2 separate regions of the Homo sapiens genome follow, and region 2 is linked to region 1. A link is an interaction called in ENCODE POLR2A ChIA-PET data of the cell type or tissue named here. Cell type or tissue: CD4-positive, alpha-beta T cell. All regions are shown on one strand. Links, peaks and the distances in the headings refer to the core of each region. The heading gives the core; the rest is flanking DNA.

Evidence for each region. Peaks named below come from ENCODE experiments on the same cell type or tissue, not always from the same donor. Only the 100,000 strongest peaks of a DNase experiment are listed, where the experiment ranks them.
Region 2: POLR2A ChIA-PET joins it to region 1 with 6 read pairs; 4 of 35 experiments call an interaction of 5 or more read pairs at or near these places.

What each region holds. Positions count from the first base shown.
Region 1 is chrX:15,750,167-15,752,970 of GRCh38, forward strand. All of the region lies in intron 2 of CA5B (carbonic anhydrase 5B), which reads left to right. The region is part of intron 5 of CA5BP1-CA5B (CA5BP1-CA5B readthrough); the gene reads left to right. Among named protein-coding and RNA genes, the nearest start is that of CA5B, 13 kb to the left of the region's middle. RefSeq lists an enhancer at 2,698-2,804. In CD4-positive, alpha-beta T cell, for the core only: no CTCF peak of the experiment used is centred there; DNase peaks (open chromatin) are centred at 835 and 1,395; H3K4me3 peaks cover 1,775 bases; H3K27ac peaks cover 2,436 bases.
Region 2 is chrX:15,823,654-15,826,457 of GRCh38, forward strand. AP1S2 (adaptor related protein complex 1 subunit sigma 2) reads right to left here. Exons shown (of 6, transcript NM_001272071.2): 6 at 2,153-2,804. Among named protein-coding and RNA genes, the nearest start is that of AP1S2, 30 kb to the right of the region's middle. In CD4-positive, alpha-beta T cell, for the core only: no CTCF peak of the experiment used is centred there; no DNase peak of the experiment used is centred there.

The DNA.
Region 1 (2,804 bases), core at 180-2,679:
TGAGTACACCACTTCCTTAAAGAGAACAAAAAGGGCTCCAGCCTGAGTGACAGAGTGAAATCTCATCTCTTAGAAAAAAAGAGAAAAGAAAAGAGGGAGCAAGTGTGCAAGAGCAAAAATACTCATCTTTATAATAATCACACATGTTAAACATTTGTAGCTATGCTGTCTTTGGCTTTCCAGTGTAGGATTATATGCCTTATGAACTGTGAGAATAACTGTTTCTCTGTTGATTCATGAAAGTAAATGTAGAATGTTCTTTCTTGACTAATTTTAGCATGTTAAAATGATGTCATGCAGAAACTGGACAAGAGACAGATCCCGGTTTTTAATATTTTGGAACCTGTTGTTTATTATTTCTTGGTAGCAATTGTCTTTTTTTTTTTCTTTTAAACAAAGGTTGATCCACAAACCACAAATTATTTCTGGGAACCTTAAGTTTCTGGAAGTTGCATGTAAATGTTTGTAAACAGTTTACTAGCTTCAACGTTCTGGAATATTCTGTCCTGAGTTAGGAATTACTGAATTAATTCTAGCTGATCAGTTTGCAAGTGTGTGCTCTGCTGTAAGGATGGAAGATTGAGTGAGGCAGGAAATGGTCTTCCTCACACCTCTCTCATCTCGTTCCCCTCCTGGAAATACAAGGCATTGCCCATGTCCGGATGTGGCAGGGATTCTCCACTGCGGCATGATGGACATTGAGGATGGATCATTGTGTGTTGTAGGGGGTTGTCCTGTGCCCTGGAGGGTCTTTAGCAGCATTCCTGGCCTCTGCCTACTAGTTGCTAGTAGCACCCTCATGAAGCTATAACAACCAAAACTGTCTGCAGACATTGCCAAACATGCTCTGCGTGACTGCCCTAGAGAGGGCAGTTGAGAGAATGGGAAAGGATAATGTGTGTATTTGTGAACAGATAACTTTGAGTTAATGAAGAGATGAAATGGCTAAGTATTATCATTAAGGAGGAATTTTTCATGTTTTCCATTATTTAAAAAACATTGGCACAGAGTTTTCAAATGTTGGACTGCACTGAGGTCTAGGTTTCTCCCCTTTAGTGTTTATTTTCTTTGACCCCATATGCACATAATAAAAAGACTGAGTAAGAATGGAATGCTTGTAAATTAGTAATGCTAATCTAGCTACATCCAAGGGCTTGAAACTGCTCTACAAATATATTTTCACTGTAAGTTTATTTTGTTTCCTTCAACATTGACTGTGTTCTTTTTCAAATAAACGGACCAGAGGCATAATAAATTTCTGGTTGCTAGGTGTGGTTTCCTACAAACATGCCACATCCTACTGAGACTGGCTTATTCTGAACACTGGCACTTTGTGGTCTATGGTTTATATTGGAAAGTATTAATAGTTTTGCTTTTTTTTTTTTTGACAGTTGAAATTAAACATCCAAATCCGGTATACGTATGTAGTTAGGATAGTTTGCTGCTTTTAGTGCTGACAAAAAAAAACAAACAGTAGTGGCTTCGGGAGGGGCAGTTTTACTTAGTGAATTTCCCACAACAGATGACATGTTCTTGTTTCTAAGTTACTAGGAAAAACAGGGGACAGTCACCATTTGATTTTGTTTGTAGCATATTATACTGTTCCAACCTGTTTGCCCCAAGAATAATATTGTGGTCTTTGCTGCTCTGGGCCTTCGAGCCGGTCCTGTTTCTATGTTCTGGACCCTCGTCTGCTCAATTGTAAAGACAATTCTCATTGTTTCTGACAGCTCAATACCCCAACAGAAGGCCAATGTACACTTGTGACCAAGAATGACCCCAGATTCTTGAGGGTTTGAAAAGATAACGTGTTAATGAAAAAAGCCAAATTCTAAAATATTTGAAGAGGTTCATTCTGAGCCAAATATGAGTGACTGTGGCCCATGATACAGCCTCAAGAGGTCCTGAGAACACATGCCCAAGGTGGTTGGGTTACAGCATGGTTTAGGGAGACAGAAGTTACACGCAAGACATAAATCAATACATGTAAGGTATACATTGTGAGGACGAAACTCTGATTTTTTTTTTATCTTGCCCAAATTCCTATCTAAGGGGTCTGGGGAGTCATGCCCCACAAATCATAAATTCTCACCAGATGGGTTTTATTCAACCCTATATATCGTGATTTACTTTCCAAGCTGACTTTGGCATAACATTACAAGACAAAGAAGAAAATCAAAATATTTTACCCCAAAACATGTTTCTTTGCCATGTTTTGAAATAGCCCTGCAAAGCTGTTCTGCATGGGGGAAAATTTGTATCTGTAAAGAATCTCTGGGCCAGGCGCGATGGCTTACGCCTGTAATCTCAGCACTTTGCGAGGCCGAGGCGGGCGGATCACAAGGTCAGGAGATCAAGACTATCCTGGCTAACACGGTGAAACCCCGTCTCTACTAAAAATACAGAAAATTAGCCAGGCGTGGTGGTGGGCGCCTGCAGTCCCAGCTACTAAGGATGCTGAGGCATGAGAATGGCGTGAACCCGGGAGGCGGAGCTTGCAGTGAGCCGAGATCGCGCCACTGCACTCCAGCCTGGGCGACAGAGCGAGACTCTGTCTCAAAAAAAAAAAAAATCTCTGTTAACATAGCTAGATCTTTTTTTTCCAGACCCTCCCAATCCTAAAGAGATTAACTAAGATCTGAATAGGAAATATTTCTCATCTATTGTCTCTAAGGGCAGCTACTATAAGACTTCAAAGGAACTTTGATCTCCACAATCTTTATCTTAACCTGAACATTCCCTTTCTACCAATCCCAGGTCTTTAGACAAACTCAACCAATTGTCAACCAGAAAATGTTTAAATT
Region 2 (2,804 bases), core at 285-2,784, 74 kb after region 1:
GCTAATTTTTAAACATTGTTTTGTGGAGACAGCGTTTTGCCATGTTGCCCAAGCTGGTTTTGAACTCCTGGGCTCAAGTGATCCTCCCACCTTGTCTTCCCAAAGCGCTGGGATTATAGGTGTGATCCACCACACCCAGCCCTATGTACACATTTTTTAATACAAAGAACACATATGAATGCAGTTGAATATGCTTTTATTCACAAGAAGCAGTCATACTTCATCAAGCCCTATTCTTCGTTTTACTCACTGCACAATATGGATCAGTTTTTTCAACCATATCCTCATTGTTAGATTTTTAATTTTGTACTATTCAAGAATCCTGTGCTGAAATCAATCCTGTGATGGATTTTCTTAAATACTTCCACATATTTTTGATCATTTCCTTAGGATAAATTGTATCAAGGACATGAATACTAAAATATTTCCAAGTTGCCTGCCAGAAGACTATAAAAAATTTATTATGTCAATAAACTTTGCTGCTCCCACAACGCCAAGTAATTTTAATCCTTACCAATTTGATAAATTTTATGTGTTCATATATTTAATGTTTTTTTATTCTTGTTGGCCCCCTACCCCTTTTTTTAGAGACAGGGTCTTGCTATGTTGCCCAGACTGGAGGGCAGTGGCTGTTCACATGATCATTGTGCACTGTAGCCTCAAACTCCTGGGCTCAAGCGATCTTCTTGGCTCAGCCTCCTGAATATCTGAAACTACAGGTGAGCCCTGCTTGTTTGCCTTTTATTAATAATCTATTGGATTTTTCTATATGTAATAGCTGAACAGCTTTTTTGCTTTAAAGTTCATTTTCTCAGTTTTAAAGTACTGATGGGCAAAGTCCATTTTTTTTCCTCCTACTCTTCAGCTGGGGGCTGTCGTGTACTTTTTTAAATAGTGTGTTGGAAAGTTCTTTATATAGGAGTAAAGTTTATTTTTGTCATTTCCAGGAATATTAGGGTCATTGGTACTAAATATGCCTAGTGTTAAAGCAATCCTGGTATAAAAATCTCAACAGAATGGTCAGAGAATAGAACCTAATGCAGAAAAAGCTTCAGGCAAAATATTATACCTAGATTTCTGATCATAAATAAGATGCTCTCCAGCTTTATCAATTTTTTGTCGCTTTCTTTCCATTGACATATTTGGGATCTAGAATTTTGGAGTATGTGACATTTTTCAATTTGAGATTTGGGAATAAGGACTTAAAACATACGTAAAATACTGAAACGTTAACGAAATTTAAGTAGGAAGAAAGTTTCCTCAAAATTGGAATTTCTGCATGATATCTGTTAAGGATGAGAGTTCTTTCATGTGTAGTCAATAAAAGAAATCATGCATGTGGCCCAGGATAATTTCACTTTAAAAAGTTGGATTTGTTCCAGACTCTAAATGCCTGCTTCACCCTGAAAATGATTGACCTAGAACTATCTACTGATTTCAGTAACGCCGAGTAATTATCATTAAATTCAGTATTTTTTAATACTTTTCTAAATACAGTCAAGATATATGCAATTAAATGTGGTCTGCAAAGCTGAAATCTTAATAAATCATGGAGGCTAAGAAAGAAAACCACCATCTTGAGCTCAGGACAACTGAGATATTGATGACTTTCCCCTCAAATGTTAATAGGCAGGGTAGAAGGGCAGGAAGTTTTTAAACCACTGACTGGTTCATTATCCTGATAAATGTCCATCTTGAACTTAAATTTATTAGTTTTTTTTAATATATATTGCCTGATTACTATTTATGTTTCAAAAATTCCAACTATACATTGCTAGCAGAAACCCACAGGCCTGTTTTCAGTGAATAGCTAGCTGCATGTTGGAGGCTTTTTAAACCTATAAACGTCTTTTTTTCCAGTAGACTAGCAACTTAATTTGATGGTAGTTCCTGCCTCCTTCTTAAATAGCCCAGTTTTAGAATGTAACATTTCCTATCTGTAGTAATAGGAGGTCCCTTAACTATCATGATTACCATAGATTTGATTTGTTGCATAGGTTAGGTAGTACAGTCTGCAAGTATTAGTCCCTTTCTGTTGCATGTGCTAGCACCTTCAGTTCACAAGGGGGTAAGAGGAATCCAGTTGATTTGAAATACCTTTTGAGTAACAGTCTAAGTTGTTCATTCAGAAAGAGTAGAAAAGTCAACTGCATCAAGGTTTTAAAAGCAGCATTTATTGATTGAAAATAAATGTGTAGATAGGCTCTCAGTATGGAATCCATGTTATTTTTTAATGAAGTACATGAAGACTCCTTAGATCTTCCACCATGTATCTTGTGTGTGCTTATAACAACCACCATATTCAAATGGAGGGGAATTTTCAACATTTTACTGAAAAAAAAATGAGAAATTCTTCCTTCAGCAGCTCTGCATAGTTTGACAAACTTTTGGAAAGAGATAAAAACACACTCCAGTGTTTGTACGTTGAACGTTTATTACAACTAATTGGCGATGTGATAAGACAGTGCTCACGTGGCCTGAATGTTGGTCACAATCACAACAAAGCTTAATCCAGCCCAGCATATATAAGTGAAAATATAAACCATGAAGACATGTTTAGATATGTATAAGTACTTAGAAAAGTGACGCTGAACAATTACATAGCTTTAAAAAATATAGAGCCATCTAATGCCATTTTACCTCATTCAACTCTTTTTTGTAAGAAATGTGTCTTTTTAAATTTTTATAAGACTTCTGTTAACTAGGCAGTGCCATGGAAAGAAAGGAAGCTGCTGTAAAGTGTGCAGCACTTCTAAGTGGAGGGAAGCAAAATAAATTTAGCTTTAACAAGTACCCCAGAGGGA